Linked DNA regions of Homo sapiens: region 2 is linked to region 1. Evidence: chromatin loops called from intact Hi-C (ENCODE). Cell type or tissue: mammary epithelial cell. All regions are shown on one strand. Each heading gives the region's core, and the rest is flanking DNA. Links, peaks and the distances in the headings are about the cores only.

Region 1 (10,262 bases), core at 2,882-7,881:
GAAATACCATTTGACCCAGCAATCCCATTCATTACTGGGAATATACCCAAAGGATTATAAATCATGCTGCTATAAAGACACATGCACATGTATGTTTATTGCAGCACTATTTACCATAGCAAAGACTTGGAACCAACCCAAATGCCCATCAATAATAGACTAGATAAAGAAAATGTGGCATATATATACCATGGAATACTGTGCAGCCACAAAAAAGAGTAAGTTCGTGTCCTTTGCAGGGATATGGATGAAGCTGGAAACCATCATTCTCAGCAGACTAACACAGAAACAGAAAACCAAACACTGCATATTCTCACTCATAAGTGGGAGCTGAACAATGAGAACATATGGACACAGCGAGGGGAATATCACATACTGGGGCCTGTCAGGGGGTGGGGGGCAAGGGGAGGGATAGCATTAGGAGAAATACCTAATGTAGGTGACAGGTTGATGGGTGCAGCAAACCACCATGGCACATGTATACCTATGTAACAAACTTGCACGTTCTACACATGTATCCCAGAACTTAAGTATAATTTAAAAAAATGAGTATTTCAATAAAGAAGTATGATTTCCCTTCTTGTATCTTGTAATTTTTTTGAAAGATGATGTGAATGGTTAAAATACATTTGAAAATTCTTTGAGATTATCCTAAATTTTTTCAGAAATAATGAAGTATGAAAAGTTGTCATAATTATTTACGATAAAGCCACAGTTGAACAAATTCAACATTTTTCTTCTTCTACTTTTTTTTTTCTTTTTAAGAGATGGGGTCTTGTTATGCTGCCCAGGCTGAACTCAAACTCCTGATCTCAAGTGATTCTCCCACCTTGGCTTCCTGAGTCTCCTATAGCTGTGACTATACATACGCCACCATGCCTGGCCTCTTCTTCTCTTTTACCTTTCTTCTCTTTTGCTCCTGTCTCTTTTCACTTCTCTTTGTTTTCTAATTTATCTTTATAAGAAAAAGTTAGTGTGTGAAAGCGCCAACATGAAATACCAGCTACAGGAAGTATTTTAAACAATTTAATTTAAAACCAAGGGCTTGAAGTTTGAATTTACCCTGCAAAGAAGAAATAAGTGAAAAAGTAATCTCATATCAAACAAGATTTAGGTTGTTGGATGGCAACACTGATTTCGACACCAATGCTTAGCAAATAGTAAAGCTAATTTTATTTATACCATTTGAAGGGGCAAAGATAACTCTGAATATATAACAGCTTATAGAGCACAAATGGAAAAGGCCCTTTAACTTTAAATGTATAACAGTATTCTCTCAAAAAGGCATTAAGATATTGCTTTGGCCATGTGCAGTGGCTCACACCTGTAATCCTAACATTTTGGAGGCTGAGGCAGGAGGATCATTTAAGGCTAGGAGTTTGAGACCAATCTGGGCAACATGGAGGGACTCCAATCTCTACAAAAAATTTAAAAATCAGCCAGGCATAATGGCGTGTACCTGCAGTCCTAACTACTCAGGAGGCTGAGGTGGGAGGATCACTTGAGCTCAGGAGTTTGAGGTTACAGTGAGCTAGGCATGACAGCACCAGTGCGCTTCAGCCTGGGCAGAGAATGAATGGGACCCTATCTCTTGAAAAACAACAACAAAAAAAGAAAAGAAAAGATACTGCCTTAGTAGTAGAGGTAAATGTAGAGAGTAAAAATAATTTTTTTGTAGCCCTTACTGATCATTTAGTCCACTTCTAATTTTTTATTACAAAAATTCTGCCAAAGTATTCTGGCATGTTATTAAGAGAATACATATTTACTTCTAGTTAAGACTTTACTGTTCTAACATTTTAAGAAAATATTTTCTATGAGACTTATAATAACCAAGACTTAATTTAAAAACAAAAAAAAACTTACTGCTAATGTACATTTTAAAACTCTCTATTTTAGACATTTATGTCTGTGTCACCATTTACTGGAAAATGCTAATAATATTCTAAGAGACAAGTCCTGCTTCTGACTGTGTAAATGTGCTGAAATATTAGTGAGGATATGATTTCTCACACTTTGGCCTTTTGATGAAACGCCTTTCCAAAACCAGTGTGTCATCTTATCCTACAATTTCACACATCAGCTGCCAGGGTATCTACCCTGAGAGCCCAGTTTCACATTGCACTAATGAGTCAACACCTGTTAAGAGTGGAGAAATCTGAACCTTGTTAGCGATTGTGAAGCCTCTTGGGAGCTGGGATGCTGAGCATTGTCATACTCACCGTCAAAATGTCTGTGCTAAGGACCCTGGCAGCGGCCGTGATGAAGTCCCCCACCAGCATTGAGAAGCCAGGAAAACCCAGGGAGAAAAAGCGGGGTGGACAGTGCCTTATGATCGTATTTAAGATATCCTAAAAGGGAAGATAAGAAAAAACACAATCGTAATGTTCAAACACAAAATTCCAAAGTAGTGTTTGTAGTGGTACATATGACCACTGTATAATAATCCAAGAGAGCACAGATTACAGAAAATTTTCAGTGAAAGGGATATTGGAAACAGAGTTACTCCAAGGATTACTGTACCCATTTTAAAGGTAAGATTGGAGACCCCAAGCTGTAAGATGAATTATCCAAAATCTAAATCATGGCTCTGAGACTAGACATTTCATCTGTCTTCCGTGTAAAGGTAGGCTCCTTGGACAAGCTACAGGAGTAATGAGGTAAATATGTAATTAAAACCTTCAAATATCTATCACTAAAACAAATGTCCTGTCTTTAGCTTTCAATTGGCCACAGTTAAAGCACAGTTACATTAAAATATCTTAAAGTAGGCAAAGACATGGAAAATTTCACTCTTCAGATAGTTTTACGTGTTCAGAAATGGGAATATGCAGAGTGCTAAGGTGACGTTGTAATCAGTGAAATGCTAAGGTCAGGGAAACAGCATGGCTCTGAGTATATGTGTGATCTCAGTGCAAGTACAAAGTGCAACAGTAGCCTTTTGCACAGAGTGCAGTGTGAAGAGCATCATCTGCCCCAGACATCTTGTGTTCCTGTGTGTGTAATGGCCTCTCATTGATGGCTGGATGGCCCCTCACCCCCCAGCTCTGGTCTGAAGCAGATATCTAATTCTTGCCTGTGGCAGATCAGGGGTCCACCACTGGACAGCATTCATGCCATCCATGGCCAGGCCACATCTCTGAAGCCATCTGTGCAAGCGTGTTTGTGTGTGTGTGTGTGTAACAGGAATTAGTAAGAAAACCACAAACCACAAACTTATGCAGCTGTTGGCCATGTACATTAATCAAAACACACACTGAAGTACAGTCGTGTCGCTTTATGATGAGGATACATTCTAAGAAATGTGCTGTTAGGCAATCTATGATCATCTTGTGAACATCATAGAGTGACTTACACAAACCTAGATGGTAGATGCCTACTACACATCCAGGATACAAATGTGCACAACATGTTACTATACCGAATAGTGTAGGCAATTGTAACACAATGGAAATTGTCTGCATATCAAACCACATCTAGCACAGAAAAGGTTCAGTAAAAACACAGCACTATAATCTTATAGGACCACCATCATATATGTGGTCTGCCACTGACTGAAATGTTACATGACTATACTATAGTAACGTGACTTATAGTTATACAACCTATTATAGTCTCAATATAAGAGTAAGAAGCAAAATCTCCACACACACACACACACACACACACAAAATCCTAGTTTCTTTTCTTAGATTTCAGTATGGTTATCTAAAAAATCCTTAAAAATAATCCTGATTTAATTCTATCAGTATCACATTAGAGCAAAGCAGTAGTAACATGCTAAATTCTAACATGTTCAGTCTGTCATAATAAAAATTACCTCATTTAACAACTTATCTTCCTAAAAAACTTTGTATGTGTTCACAAACCATTTTTCCTAAGACTTTTTTTTCTTTACATGGGTCTTAGTTTCTACAAATCTTGATATTTACATTCTTAAAATTACTGTATAATGCTTAATTCAGTAGAGTTCACATATGGTAAATAGTTTAGCAAGTACTAATTTAAAGTTTTAGCATTTCAGCAGACTTTTTTCCTACATCAGAAATAAACAGATAAATAGATAAGTGAAAAAGGAAGGAAGGAAGAAAAAAAAACATGAACCATGCTTCTTCCAGGTTAATGTTTAAGCCTGCTTTAATCACGTCCTTTGATACACTTTAAGGTCCATATCAGTCAAGGCAAACATTCTAAGGGACCGAGCAGATGGATGCTGCAGTTTAGAAAGTGTGTGGTAAACTCAGGATCCAAGAGTGGAACAAAAGATCCACCTTTTTCATAATTAAGCCTCTGATTAATGCCCTAGGCTCCTCAGCACACACCTGTAATTACTCACAGAGGTACTCATTGTGCTGGGACTTGTCTCGGAATATCAGGCATCAAGCTATCCGGCAGCAGATGGAAGCACATTTCTGTTGACATATGTTGCAATGAAAGGATTCGTGCAAACCTGGCTAGCAAGGTAGCAGAATGCCATGCATTTGAAGATTAATAATGCAAACAACCATGATGTTAACTTTGTTATGCTTGTGTTAATTCCATCTGTTGAGATGTGGAACTAAACCTTGAAGCTTGTGGGCTTTAAAAATCTTTAGCACATACTTGAATCAAATAAGCCCCTTTTCACCACTGGAATTTAGAGTTTTAATTAAAAAATGCTTTTCTAGGCTAAATTTATGGGAATTATGAACTAAATCCTTTAACAAGCTAATACCACAATTTGTAAATGAATCCATTTTGCATTGTAAGATTTGTATGTGTAAAGGCAACAATCTGTAAAATGGGGCATTCAAAAAATATGACTAAGTTGCTATACTGATGCTAAAGACAGCAGATAGGCATGTAGCTGAGATAAAGTCACATGGCTCCCTCACCCCCTGGACCTCAGCCAATCACTTCAACGGAACCTGCTACTATGAGCAAGAAGGTTGGAAAGAGAGGGCAAAATAACAGATGGCTAGCCTACCCTACCCTGCCACCCACGTAAGACAGCGCCCTGAGGAGACACAGCGCCTGTGTGAAGTCGCCAAAGACAGCACTGGGGGAGGGTAAATGGGGGGGTTAAAGAGGGAACTATATGACCAGTCAGCCAAATTATGGCCATATGCCTGCTTCCGTTGCTTCTCCACACTGAAGTGGAACAACTCGAAGACTGTATCTTTGTGATAACATTTTAAAATTAGGAATAACCACGTGGTACTCAAAGAAGAGCCGCTGCATATTCTCAATAGTGGGACATCCACAAAATGCCCCACTCATTTCTAACTCAGTAGAATCCTTCTTTCACCATCCCCACCATACATTAAGACACAGCTATAACAGAAGTCTTTGAAAAATATAATAAAAATCTGAAACCTTCCTCACAGCCTCCAGGGCTTTATATATACATGGGAAAGAATGATGCTCTCAGACATGAGTCATTCATGTGCAATCCTCATGCCTTTTGCCATCTCCCTGTCCAAAGTGAACATTACTTGCCTAACAGGTTTTTCAAAGTGACTCATGTTTTAATTTTTTTATTTCCATAGGTTTTTGGGGAACAGGCGCTATTTGGTCAGATGAGTAAGTTCTTTAGTGGTGATTTGTGAGATTTTGATGCACCCATCACCCAAGCAGTAAGCACTATACCCAATTTGTAGTCTTTTATCCCTCATCCCCTTCCACCCTTTCCCCCAAGTCCCCAAAGTCCACTGTATTATTCTTATGCCTCTGCGTACTCAGAACTTAGCTCCCACTTATGAGTGAGAACATACAATGTTTGGTTTTCCATTCCCGAGTTACTTCGCTTAGAATAATGGCCCAATTATTCTGAAAAATTTATGTGTATCCTTTCTCATAAGTAAAAAGTAACTCAAGTAATACAATGACAGTAATCAATGCTGCTAAATTTTTGCTAAAAATACCATCCTCTGATGAAGACTCTGGGTCTGAGAGCAGCTCTCCTTGTTGAATATAAGCACAGAATGCAATGTCAGGGTGGTGTGAAAGAATAACTTCTCTCAACTCCAGCTGGCCTACCTAACAGTATCACAAGGACCTGCAGAGAGGAGGAAAGGGGCCATCCTTTCTACTGTGTGATTCAATGCTATTCAGCGCTGCCTCCACTGAGATGGCTAGTGAGAAACGGCCCTGCACTCTGACGTGGTGAAAAGAACTCTAGAACTTGAGCCATGAGGCCTAGGTCCAAAGCCTTGTGTGACTGTGGGCAGATCATGTCATACCCAGAGCTTCATGCTTCTCTTCCGTAAAATGAAATGATACTCCCTTACGGAGCTGTATGTAATGGGATAGGAGATAAGAACATATGCCTTTGTAAAATGAAAAGAGCCATAAAGAAGTAAGTAGAATAGCAAGTAAATAATTATTTTTCAAAAAGAGAAGGACTCTGAAGAGTTTTACTTTGTAAAATTTACTTTATAGGTGTAGTTTGTATAATTCAGTGAACTATTATTTTGCTGATCTACAGAAAGAATAGTTTAAGACATTTCAAAGGTGGCACACAAACAAGCCTCTTAGATCGCACATTACCCCAGAAATTCAAAAGCTCTAGAAATTAGTGCTTTCAAGCAACACCCTTAACAAAGCTTTACGGCAATTAGCCATAGTGTTTTACAAGGCAAATACTGAAAGAAAAACAGGAAAATTATCATTTTAGATTTTCTAGGATTCATTTTTCTAAGGAGTTCTAGAACTTAATACAAAGAAGTTCAAGTTAGTTTTATAGCAAGAATTAGTTTCTTTTTCACACGTTAAATAGACTAAACCACAAACTAAACAATAGGCTCAATGATATATGGAATCTAAAATAAAATGAGGTTTATTCTTGAGAGTTGAACATATGACACGTAGACAAAGATCTTTCACAAGCTTTTGTTCAAAGAAATTAAAATTCATCCTGCAAAATGTTGCAATATAGTGAACAGATCACCAAACTAGTATTTTTCTCTTGCTCTGGTTAAAAGTCCAAGTGAATACTATACACTGAGTGTGAAAAGATCACTAAGATGATAATTGTGAATCTGTAGCTTATCAAAAGATTCTGGTTATGAGAAAGTAACTGGTGAGAACATCTGTCTCTTATCACTGATCTTGCAAAAAATCAGGTAATTCAAATAGAGGCGTGTTGTTTCCTCTCCTCCAAAGCACAGTTCTATAAACACAAACCATATTCAGCCTGGTAAATGAATCGCTTTAATTGAATGCTATGTACACAGTAACTGGAAAAACCATAAGTGATAAGAAAAACATATGGTGATGGCAACAGAAATTGGTTTATTCATTTTGCATAGTGTTGTTTCTTTCGTTCCCTTATAATTGACCTTTAGAGCGATAAATGTGTAAAATAATTTTGTTTATTATGGCTCCAAACCTTCCAACAATTACACAAAATGAAAATTTAAAAGGAAGGATTCGTTCTGGAAGCATTTCCATTGTTTACATAATTGCACAGCTATAATTTAGTGCTCATGTTGTTATGGAAAATAAAAAAGGGCGATTACAGGCCATTTCAATTCAAAATATTGCACAGTGGTGTCAAAATGGGGGAAAATGTTCACTTTAAAGCAGTTTAAAATGGTTTAACCCTAAAAACAAAAACATTTCAACATAGCATTCTATAAAACACAAATGTTCAAGAAGTAGCCATCCTCCAAACCATATTAGAAATGTTGCAACTGTACTTTCACACCAATTACATATATATTATTCACTTAATATTTGCTCAGGGCCCAGCAGATGATGGTTGTAACACAATAGCCAGCCATCTGTCTCCCTGCCTTTCCTTCGTGGACTTGCGCCTGCTTCTCAAGAGCAAACAGATCCAGTTATTCCACCTAAAGTCACTCCGTCCCTCCACGAGGCCAGACACAATCATCAAGAAATAAAATCTGCATATGAAAAATCACTCAATTCCTCATTTAACTTTTTACTTAAAGAAAACTAAACACTACACAGTTAGATGAATTCATCACTGTTTTTTAGAGAAGATGCCTGTCTTTTACCTAGGAAATTCTATAGGAAGCTCTTTTATTTGGTAAAGAGGGGAAGGTTGGGATCTGTTTATCCCAGTAATCTGGCTAACAAAAAGATATGATTCATTCTATACTTGGATAATTAATTATAAAAAATGTGAATGCAGAGGAATACATTCATACTATATATGAATATAATTTAAACTTTAACAATGGAGAAGACAGCCACGATCCTGCAGTACTTGTGGACATATTTTTAAGTATTAGTTATTGCCCACCTGCTGAAGTTCAGAAATGCTGAGTGACGAGAAATTTTTAGTTACCAGAAGACCAGATTTGAAGAGACCTCAAAGCTCCAAGGCCTGATTCTCTCATTTCTGCTAGTGGGTCTCTGCTCCTTCAGCTTAGGGCACAAGGACATACTTTACATACTACAAGCTGCTACCTGGCTTCTGATGATTAAAAAATAAATCAAATCAACACGGCCCTTTAAAAACAAAACAAAACAAAACAAAACAAAACAAAAAACACAGCAGAGCACGGCGCCAATACTTCATTTCCAGAAAAGTCACTGAGAATAAGACAGCAGGACAAAGCTGAAAATTACTTTCATGACTGGGGCCAAATATGTGGTATGTGCTTTACATTATGTGTTAAAATGGTTAACTTGGTACATCTGTCTGGGAAAAAAGCAGAGATTTTAACAAGTGTTGTACACAATGTGACTTCTTAGAGTACAACTATGTTATGAAAGCCAGGAGAAATATTACAGGACAGAGTAATTGGGTTCTGCACCTGGAGAATCAAAATTGCCTAGTGGCAGGGCATGGTGGCTCATACCTATAATTCTAGCACTTTAGGAAGCCAAGGCGGGAGGATCACTTGAGCCCAGGAGTTCAAAACCAGCCTGGGTGACATATCAAGACGCTGCCTCTACAAAAAATAAAAAAATTAGCCAGGTGTGGTGGTACACTCCTGTGGTCCTGGCTACTTGGGAAGATGAGATGGGAGGATCGCTTGAGCCTGGGACATCAAGGCTGCAATGAGCTGTAATTGTAAGACTGCATTCCAGCCCAGGCAACAGAGAGCGAATCTATCTTAAAAAAAAACAAAACAAAACAAAACACAATACCTAGAACTTCTCACCAGCAGAACTGCCATGAAGAAGACACTGAATGTCCTTGACAGCAGCATGCTTTAGGGAATGGGAAACATGCAACAAACTCCTGAGGCCACAGGAGCTGTTCTGAGCATTTGCACAGCATCAAGATTTCAGGAGTGACAGAACAAGTGGACAGATGGCAGAAAAAGGCACTGTGATGCTCAAGCCCAAAAGGAGAACCTTGAATATTTTTTATAACTGCTTATCTACAAAGAAAAACTTGGCTGGCCTTTAAACAGATGAAGATGGACTGTTCTGCTTCAGAAAATGTGGTATATAGATTTACTTATTTAAGGAACAATGTACATGAATTTTATTTTATAATGAAGTTGATAACTCACTAATCTGTCTAAACTGCCTCCTTCTCTTGGTAACAGCTTCAAGATATATATTCATATATAATGAAATTCACCCTATAAAGTGTACAATTCAGTAGTTTTTAGTGTATTCACAGAATTGTGCAACCGTAGCCACTATTTAATTTGGGAGCATTTTCATTACCTCAAAATGAAGCCTATACCAAAATGAAGCAACTATTTCCCATTTCTCATATACCCAGTAACTGGCAACTACTAGTCTACTTTCTGTCTCCATGAATCTGCCTACCCTGGATATTTCAGCATATGGAATCTTACTATATATATGGCATTTTGTGTATGGTTTCTTTTACTTAACATGTTTTCAAGGTTCATCCACGTTGTGGCACATAATACTTTATTCCTTCTTAGTTAATAATACTTAATTCCTTCAAATTAATATTCCATTGTATTGATACATGATGTTTTGTTCGTCTTTTCATCAGTTGATGGGCATTTAAGCTGTTTCTACCTTTTGGTGACTGGTTTTGATATGAATTTCTCTGGTGAATAATGATGCTGAGTATCTTTTCATGTTCTTCTTGGCCATTTTTATATCTTCTCTGGAGAAGTTTAAGTCTATGTCTTTCACCCATTTTTTATTTGGGCTGTCTTTTTGTTGCTAAGTTATAAGACTTCTTTAATTTTTTAAATTTTCATTTCTTTGTTTATTTTTGAGACTAGGTTATAAGGCTGGCTAATTTTCATATTTTTGGTAGAGGTGGGGTTTCACCATGTTGTCCAGGCAGGTCTCAAATCCCTGGCCTCAAGCAA
Region 2 (10,262 bases), core at 3,105-8,104, 85 kb before region 1:
CCTGGAATGGGCCATGGACACCAATATAATAAATTATAATCAGCGTATGAATATCTTTTTGTAAAACAAACAAATTAACAAAGTTATGACATTTCCCACCTATCAAGTTATAGATGACACACACGTGAAGAGATAACTAATGAGAGGTACACAAAAACGTGAATTATTTGAAGCAGCAGCTAGAAATAATCTTTTCCCTTCGAGCTCCCATGACCCACTGATTCTCTCTCTTGTATCTTGTGTTGCAGTGACTCAACAAATACTCACTGGGCACTGACCACATGCCTCTCCCAGAGCATAGGCTGCATCCTACCCTATGTCACAGTTATAACCCATCCTGGCTGTGAAGCCCCCTGAGGCCACTCACCTCTGCCTGCCCTCTACAGTGCTTGCCACGGCTATACCGATGTTGGTTGCAGGAAGAACACAGAAGCATGGCCACCCTGATTTACCATGGCACATGTGGCAGGGTCTGGGCCCTGAGATGTTCTTCTAGTTGGGGCTGGGAGAACGAGCGAGGGGCCAGGCCCTCCTCTACACTGCTGCATCCATCAGCTCAACCGTTCATTCATTCTTCAGTCTCATATTTATATATACTTCATTCCATACATCCTTACAATAATCTGTCTTGGAGGGATTATTTTCCTCATTTTAGAGTAAGGAAACTGACAGAGGTAAAGTATTCAAAGCCAAAAACTAAGTTATTATTTAATTTAAACTAACATCAAAACCCAAGGTCTGAGGTCAGCTATGACATGTTACCTGCTAAGCTGGGCATGACAATAAACAAGATACACTTTAAAATTTATCTGGCACTTGTAGTAAAATTGCTGCCATGAAGGAAAGAGAATATCCCCAAACTCTTCTGTGCAAGAACTCTTCTCACTGAGAACCAAGACTTGACCATAAGGGTCCAGTGTTATGGTGTCAGTTACACGGCCCAACATGAGACGTAGAAAAAGGTTTTACATTGCTTTATGTTTCCCCTAAATTAAAAAACAAACAAAACATGTTTACTATCCTACTGAGTTATTGTCAGGGGCATTTTAGTTAAACAATTGGTCTACATAACAAACCCACTGAGGAAACTGGCGGTTCAGCTCGTGCACACATATGGGCATACCAGCTCTGACAGCACACAGCAGCTCTGGAACTCCAAAGCATGACTGACCTGCTACCTTATTGAATCTTGATGACCTAAAAAAGTGATCACTGGGCAAATTAATCCAGAGAGAAGGAGTGTGGAATCAGAGTCTGGAAATTTATGTCAGAGAAAGCCAATATAAGTTAAAAGGAAAGCGCATCTCATCCCAATCTGAGCTGAAACCCACACTTAGGCTAAAATTCTACAAAAAATGGGGTGGTTTATGTGAAGTGCTTTCCTTAGTCAAATTTTCTGCAAAAATTATATGCATTTGACAAAATTATAGAGCATAAGTACAAAACCAATCTGTTTCTTTTTATTCAAATAATTTAGATGTTGTTTTCTGATGTAGTCTTCTGATGTGCATATGTCATTATAAGCAAAGAATGTTTATCCTGTTAAAGAGGCATACATTCTATTTTTCTAAATCAATGAGTAAACGGTATTTCTGAGACATTCTAAAGAGGCTCTTCTTTTTATAGGGGTTAAAAATTATATGAAAATACTCCTTAAATTTAAAACTAACTTACATTTTTACTGATATTCTTATTAAAATTGGTTTCTTTGGAGTATAAATTCAATTTAACTGAGTTCAATTTTTTTAATTTCAAAAGTGGGAAGAAAACACACATCACAGCTAAGCCGAACTCTCAGCAGGCAAATGTAATGTGATGACAGTTGCCATCTTCTGGGAGAAAGCTATGGCTCTTGGATGTTAAAGGCAGAGCATGATAGTAAGCAGCAGCAGCTCTCTCCATCAGCTCTACGCCTTCTTTAAATTCCACTGAGGATGGCAGTTTGGATGGAGACCCCAAAATCTATTCTGTCCATCTGTTTTATTATTCTTAGAACAACTGTCAAAAGTTGCCCAGGGATCAAGTTGCAAACATACTAATTTGCCTTTGAAAAGTAGGCCCTGGGGGAATTCTGGAACTCTGCTTATAAATTCAGAATCCCATCAGCCAGCAAGCCTGCCCTACCCTTTGTGGAGGTATGAGACTTTGCACTTCCAGGCATACATCTGCCTCAAAGCCGGGATGCACTGATATACTCACATCCCACTTCATAGGCAAATGAAGGGAGAACCAAAGGGACTTGGCATCTTAAGGGCTGGCTTGTTCCATGACAAGCAGACCCTGAGGTTTCAGGAGGCAGCCCCTTCATTGGTGTTGGATTAAGGACCAAAGCTTTGTGCTGGAGAGTTTAAACAAGTGGACAAGGCAGAGGGACAACATATTCTGTGCTCTTTTATATCCTAGGACCAAAGAGGAAGATTGAAGACCGAAATAAAGCATTAGAAAAAATAAGCTAAGGAAAGATAAAAATCATAAGCCACTAAACATTGTAGCATTTCATTTTTGTGATTCTGATGAAAAGAGTTACAAAAAGACCATCTGAACATACAGAATATCAGGTGTAGGTTTTCTAAGGAATAATGAGAAATCACCCAAGAGTTGGCTATTTAAAATATTGTGGCATTTTGGGGACATGCTATCCTACTAGAAACGAAAGCAGCTGTGCACTTCTCAAGTTGAATGTGTTAAAGCCATGTGCAAAACACAATGTAAACATTAAAGTGCATCTGGACTCCCTAGGGCTGGCACACGGGACACCTGATCATCACGGAGGAGAAAAGGGAGTGGGCACCAGCACAGAACCCTGCAGTATCCTTCCTTCCTCCACCCTGGCCCCAATGGTCTCTATCTAAGGCTTTCAAAGCACAGGGCCTCAGAAATGTATCTGAAGCACAAAATTCAAAGTACCCCTTTTAGAGTGTGGTAAAATTCCTCAGTAGTAAAACAGAAAGGACACCCTTTCAAGGCTAACATGATGGCATTTGGGTCGTACTCACCCCTAGATTACCAAAAAAGTATTCTGCTTTCATTAAAAAATTTACTTGAGTGTGTTGCAAATTACTCCAGCACGGAAACCTGCTGGGAGCTCACTGTATACGCCAGGGCAGACTCTGCACAGAAGGGACCACCATTTGGACTTGCCTGCTTTGTCCTTCTTTGGCTTTGCAGCGTCTCTTATTCTAATAAGGTATGTATTATCCTTTTTAGAGATTTGAATAACAGAAAGTCTCACTTTCAAAATATTGCTTATAATCCCAGAGTCCACTAAACGTTCTGTGGATGCTGTTTATGGCATTCTGTTCCTTTCAACATGGGACTGATAATTAGTAAACTGAAATTTGATTAATGTTGGATTAAGAGGTTCTGATGTCTCACTGCAATGTGTTATTTCAGTCTGTGGGCACCAGAAGAGATTGTCTTTAGGAAACTTGTTCCCTTCCCTTTCCAGAATAGGAGGATGGGCTTAAAACCCTGACTTTTTTTTTTTTTGTTAAAGAATTCAGTTTGTAGTCAACAGTTTATAATGTAGGATTCAGTTTTTTTTTTTTCTGTCTCACTGTTTTTTGTTTGTTTTCTCACTTTGAAGCTGGGGCCAATGAATTAACTATTTAAGAGAGAACAAAATAAACCTGAAATAAAAGTCTTCTTCCAAAAATGCCAAGGGTGGGCCTTCCTGGTTGAGTAAGTGATTTGGCATGGATAAACGGTTCAGACAGCTTTAGATCTCACCAGGCTTTGTACCCGCTTTTGATAATATTAAGAACTCCTCTGAAAACAAAGGAGCCGTGTGATATAAGTATCAAAGCCTATGAAAATGACTAGATAATATTTAAAGGGAAAATTAATAAATTTAGACTACTTTGTGCTTTTTTAAATTATGATTTTTATTAGGATTCATTAGGATTATAAAAAGTCTTGTAATGGCCAGACTTTTTTCTATGCTTCATGGCCAGAAGATTCCATGTCTCTTCCTTGCCTGTGTTTTAAAATTTATAATCTTGTTTGCCTACTGCTGAAAAGTGTGGAAGAATCAGGAATAATGGCTCCCTTTGAAGCTCTGTCATTCCCAAAGTAACCATCTGAATGCTAAAGAAATATTGTCATTTATGGAATGACCTTTTGCTCTTTGAATACTCAGACATTAATAAATGTTAAATGCTTAGCAATCCTAGCAGCACTATGAAAAAGGTAAGTTGGGTCAGCAAATACCCTCTTGCATGCTTTTGATATGATGACCATTTCCACTTTTCTAACAGCTTTCTAATAGCAAAAATGTATTTGGGAACAACAGTGGAATTTGTGTCATCATGACCAAATGATTACGGTGCAAACCCGAGATTCTTCTGGGGCCCAGCAGGCTTCTGGTCCCTATGGAAACGAAACCTCAGATATTGTCCTCCACTCAGCTGGAGGACGAAGCGCCAGGAGGCTTTTGTGCTTGGTGAGATTTCTTCCACAACCTTCCCGCAACAGACCCTAGTGCTTCCTCCAGACTCTTTTCTAATTGAGATGCAAATTAATCTCTCTGGCTGATTACACTTCCCTTAAAGCTACTGACAAATGCAGCTGTAACCAGAGTTTGCGGACTTTCCAACAAGTGACTTCAGCTGTCAGTATTTGCATGCTCAGCCAAGGCCCGCCCGCTCCCAGTCTCAGAGCCATGGAGAGCTTCCTTTAGGCATTACAAGCCTGTTTTATTTATGTGTATACAATTTACATACAATTAAGAGTTAAAAACAAAAAACCACAACTAGGTCCCTAGGATTTATAAATGGACTCTGACAATGAAATTAGGCCTTTTCAGACACTTCTTTCTGACCCAGGTCTAGAGAGTCACTCCTTTCTCAGGAGGCCAAGGCTTTGATGGTACATTTCCCTCCCACTTCCTTCTTGTCTGCAAGGTTTCTGACTTTAACAATGTTTGAATTCAATCTCTCTTTCAAAAACCAACTAAATAAACTAATGGCTCTAAGAAAATGGGATCACTTCCTTTATAGTGATCTCAATAAGATTCTGTTAATTTAAAATCAAATATGAAGTTACCATTCTAATTGCCAAGATTTCCATATAAATGTGCTTCAACAACTTAGGGGTGATAATGTTAGAATGATTATTTAGAGCACAATAAAAATATGCACAAAACACCCAGTAAGAAGAAAAAAACACAAAAACCAATTTTTCGGTAAAAATTATTTGCTTCCTCTTGAATCCTATCTATTTTTGAGTTCCTACTATGTGTCAGGTGCTATTTTAAGTGTTCAGGATCCAGCTGTAAACTAAACATTCAAAAATGGAAAAGAGAGAGTTAATGTATATTTATATACATACATATGCATACATATTCTATTCCTAAGGCTATATTTCACCTTAGGCAATTAAGGCCTTCAATTTTGAAAAAGTATCATTTTATAAAATATGATTTACTTTTGGCTTCTGTTTTCCAAAATGTTTCTTACCAAATTACTCTCCAGCTTCTTCCCTCCCCCCGCAGGCCTTCACACACACACACACACACACACACACACACACACACACACACACACACTCTCTCATACTAGGGGACAGCAGCAGAATGGACACAAGGCCCCCACTGGGAAAGCCAGCACTGTGGCAAGAGTGCCACATCTGAGACAGAGGATAGAGGAGGTTCAGGCTGGCAAGGAGTGAGTCAGAGCAGAGACGACTATGGGAGGGTGAGGGGTCCTTGGCACAGGAGGGCCTCAAGGGCAGTGTGAAGGGTGGGGTATAGCAGAGTGGCTGAGAGGAGACTCCCAGGTTAGGGGTCATCCCAGTGGGAAGCAGCACGCTCCCTATGATGGTTGGTAGTGAGATGCAGTGACCCACTGGGGATGGAGCTGAGAGAGGGGGGAAAGAGAGAAAGAAGGAAGAATGAGGCTGTTCCTGATATTCCCCTAGGGGGAGCATCAGCCTGGTTTCTCCACAGGCTGTGAGGTTGAGAATAACTTCTGAAGGGATGGTCTTTTTTCTAACAGTGAGATGTCACTCTATAGCAAAAATAGCAGAGTGTACCACCTTCTCTCGAGATTTCTCCTGCACCTTCGCACTTCTCACGGGCCTCATTTCCATGCACCAAGAGTGGAGGGCAGCTCCTACCCCAGGGAACCAGCCTTTCACACAGAAGAGGACCTTCTGCAAGGCACTGAATGAACAGCATTCTACCAGCCTTTATTTTAATACCCACAATGGTAAAAAAGTAAATATTTCCTGAGGCCTAACTCCACAGTTAGGTGGTTCCATTTTTACAACAGAGGTTTGAAACTCCAGTATCTGCAAGGGCCAGGCTGATAATATACAACAATTGCAGGTAACGTTTGCTGGGCTTTCACCAAGGAACAGGCACTGTTTTACCTGCTTGGCCCATTAGCCCTCTCACCAACTCAGAGAGACCAAATGGTGGGTGCCATGGTGGTGGTGCCTGGCACCAGGCCTCAGCACTGGGGAGACACCAGGAGGGACTGTGGTGACCGTGACAGCACATATTCTGTGGAGAGACTGCTGTCAGTAGAAGGAAGGCCCCATAGGGTCAGATATTCTGATTCTTCAGGAGAAGTCAAAAGTCTAGATTTTTTAAAAATGCAAACTCTCCCAATTTTTCAGCATGGCTGACAAACTCAATTTTTAGTTTAGTTTTTTGGTAATGTGAGGAGGACAACTGCAGTTAAAACAAAGCCCATCTGTGGGCTGGATTTGGTGTGCTGGCAGCTGGTCTGCCCACTCTGGTTTTTGAATGTTTGACTTGACACTGAGATAAAGCTGCTTCCTGGTTGCTTCTATTCACTGGTCACAGTTCTGCAGACTGCCATCCTCTTTTAATACCTCTCAGACTCCTGAAACAATTACTTCTTGGTTTTAATGGCTCTCCATTTGGTTACAATTTCTCTGGATTGGCTCTGGGTTGGTCGAGGTCCCTTTTAAAATGTGGCCCCAGGGCTGCACACCACCTTTGGATGCTCCCTGAGGCTGCAGGAGCACAGGCCGTAGTTCCTGTGACTGGACCTCATGTTTCCTATGCAGAGGTCTCAAGAGAATGCTGGTGTGGCTGGCTGTTGCATCACTCTCATCTCTCATCTCCAATCTGTGGCCAACCGAAATCCTCAGACATTGTTCACAATGACTGCTATGAAACCACATCACTCTCACCCTGTACTCAGGCAGCTGATTATCCAAAGCCCAGTACATAACGTTACATTTTGCCCTCTTAAACCTCATCTTGCTGGCTTGGGCCTGGAAGTCTCTCATCTGTTGAGATAATCCTAATGTGTGACTTTGCATCGTGTCAAATTAGTTAACCCTCTCAGCTTTCTGACAAATGGTGGCTTGATAAACATGTTTTAGACCTTTATGAAAGTTACTGAAAAAACTGCTGACTGGAAGACGGGTTAACAGCAAAGCTGTGGCATCGAAACCATACAAGACACACAAAGCTTCTTGCTGACTGGTGCCCATGAATTAATGTATTTTAGATTTGGTCACAGTGAAATCACCCAACTCTCAGGGGCCCATATTTCTCTCTTATACCTGCCAGATGATAGTATTTTATTTTATATTTTACCAAAATCAAGATGTATATGCTTCCTCTAATCTCCGAAAATAGTAATCTTATAAAACACACAGTAAGTGTGTTCCGGATACTTTGTCAACATATTCATTTCTGAAGGCTCACAGGCTATTTAGTAACCTAGTCTAATAATTTTACAAAGGATCCATGCAACATTCCAAAATTCATCCTTTAATCCTTTTTGAAAACAAAATATTTTCCTGTTTCCAATTTTGGGTACATCCTTTATTCTACATGATTTCTAAAAAAATATTTCTTGTGGTTCTGAGATTATTTGTTCTACAGCCAGATACACGTGGCCCTGCAGTCTGGAGCTTAGGTGCAAGAGCCATTGATTGATTGATTGATTGATTGATTGATTGTATTCTTAGCGACTTGAGTTTTAATTTATCCACTTAGGCACTTCTCTGTCCCTTCCCATTTGAAGGAGATGTGATAGAGAAGACGGAAGTCATTCAGATACTGGCTAACAGTGCCCACCTGCTAATTTACAGAGTCAAGAGCTCCTCTTTGAATCTTGATGTGAGTATTTTAACTATGAACGCATCAGAGAACGCAACCTTGTGCAGCTATATTGGTTGCTCCTCCAGGCCTCCCCTTTTTCTTTCTCAGAGGAATAATTTTAAGTTTTTAATAAAAATCCCCTTATTAAAAATCTCTAATTCCTCATTCCCTTTTACAGTCTCAGCCCACCCAGGGGAATATGCTATTTCTTCCTCTGAACTCTTCTTTTTGTAAGGTGCTTCCCAAGTGTCTAGGGTACAGGTCTACCAACATTTTTTTCCCATTCTTCTTCTTCTTTTTTCCCTCCCATTCTTATACAAACTCTACTGAAAGCTCATTACTTTTTGCAACGTCCAACGTCAAAAATCCATTCCTTCAAATTACTAAGAAATGGATCCAAAACAAAAATAGTAGTGCCTCTTGTTTGCATCTCTCAGAAGAGAGATGAGATTGTCTGCCAGCCAGGAATTTATCAAACACATGTCACCTTTGGTTGAATGTATGTCAGAGCTGATATCAAGTAGTAGAAATCCCCACTACAGCTATATTTTGCTTTGGGCCTGTTTAGAAATTTGGATTAGAAAAGCATGGCCATCCCTCCCATCTGGGGGTATAACTCCATTCTGGCTGCCGCTCTTCAATGCAGCCCCTCTCCCCATGCATTTTTCATTCACAGGCACGTGTTGACCTCACTCAGGAGTGTTTCTTTGTGGTGCTGCTACTATCTGATATGTTTTAACATCTTACCTTGCAGTAATTCAGTTCTAGGTCCTCTTATACCCAATCCTCCAGGTGAAGACTTGAGTCTGCTAGAACCAGTCATGAATAAAACCACCCAGTAGGATGTCTCTTTCTTGGCCAGTCTGCTGAAACTAACCCTTCATTTCTCTCTTTCCTGCTTTTCTGTGAAACCATTCTCTCCTATTCCCGTCTTTCTTTATCTCTGCCCCCTCCTTTCAAGCCATTTCTTCAAATGGCCCAGAGAGTTCTGTCTGCGATTCTGTTCTCATACCACCAAGAGACCACCGTTCTATTCTTCTCATTCTCTCCACACCCCCACAAATCTAGCAGGTCCCACACTGACTTAGTCCACCTCCTTTACCTAGATATCCAATCCATCATCCCTGCCACTGCCTTCGACGAGACCCCTGCTCTCTCTCAGAACCCCGTCCATGGCCCCTTAAATGTTTCCATCACCTCCATCCTGTGTGTGTGTGTGTGTGTGTTTGTGTGTGTGTGTGTGTGTGTGTGTGTATTCTATACTCTGCCATATGGAAGCATCTGTCATTCTCAAATGTGATAATATGATGTGCTCTTTCAAAGCCTGGTCCATGAACAAACATTGGCCCCTCATTTGGAGTATCTTCACATTTCTATTCCTAGCGGCAACGACTGTGCCTGGCACATGGCAGGGGCACTGTAAATGTTGACGAATGCTAACTGGTGCTGCCCGGCAAAATAGAACACATGGTACCATTTGACTTATTTTCTGAAATGTATGGAGATGAATGGAAAAAATAAAGATCTGTCCAGGAAAAAGAACCAAAGATCCCACTGAACAAGAAAGAAACAAGGTTGTTATAGCTTTAGGGAGAGGAGTCATTTTTGAAGATGTGAAAATTCGTAGCAGAATTTAGCAATGAGATTCCAAAGTCATGGGTCTAAGAGGGGACACTCTGGTACTATCAAACACATATGTTAACTGAAAATGAAAGTACATTTCACTTGTGAAAGAATGAGATACAAAATTATTTTTTCTTAGGCAGCCCAGTTCTCTCCATCAAATGCTGATAGTTACAGCGAGTAGAGATGGTGAATGCCATTGAGACTATTGTTCTATTGAAGTGGACGTTTATTTTAAAAAGCCACCATCTGTTTGATTCAGGGTGAACTCCTCCTAACGGGCACACTGCATATTGTGTGGCAACCTTTTCCCTGAAACAAGTTATTTGATGAGAAGAATGAAAACCTTGGCTCAAATGGTTGTGGAAACGTCTATCAGTTGACCACGGTTTGATTTTGGAATCTTTAGTCGGCTTGGGAATGGTAAACATAACATGTGGCAAGCTTCCCATTTACAACCCTCTAGGCACAGGAATAGGCTCTTTGATTGCCCATGAGGGATAGAAAAAGCAGATGGCAGGTGAGTTGGCCCTCATCACTCAGAAAAGCAGTGGCC

What was found. A loop is a pair of places that touch in the nucleus more often than their neighbours do. Peaks named below come from ENCODE experiments on the same cell type or tissue, not always from the same donor. Only the 100,000 strongest peaks of a DNase experiment are listed, where the experiment ranks them.
Region 2: a loop joins it to region 1, with 3.0 times the contacts of the local background. A loop is called at or near these places in 1 of 110 quality-filtered maps.

The regions. Positions count from the first base shown.
Region 1 is chr20:20,544,482-20,554,743 of GRCh38, forward strand. It overlaps RALGAPA2 (Ral GTPase activating protein catalytic subunit alpha 2), which reads right to left. Exons shown (of 40, transcript NM_020343.4): 24 at 2,223-2,351. Among named protein-coding and RNA genes, the nearest start is that of RALGAPA2, 160 kb to the right of the region's middle. RefSeq lists an enhancer at 3,139-3,268. In mammary epithelial cell, for the core only: no CTCF peak of the experiment used is centred there; DNase peaks (open chromatin) are centred at 3,240, 4,370, 4,910 and 5,430; H3K4me3 peaks cover 246 bases; H3K27ac peaks cover 3,015 bases.
Region 2 is chr20:20,459,654-20,469,915 of GRCh38, forward strand. The region is part of intron 37 of RALGAPA2 (Ral GTPase activating protein catalytic subunit alpha 2); the gene reads right to left. Among named protein-coding and RNA genes, the nearest start is that of INSM1, 97 kb to the left of the region's middle. RefSeq lists an enhancer at 4,316-4,365. In mammary epithelial cell, for the core only: a CTCF peak has its summit at 5,922; no DNase peak of the experiment used is centred there.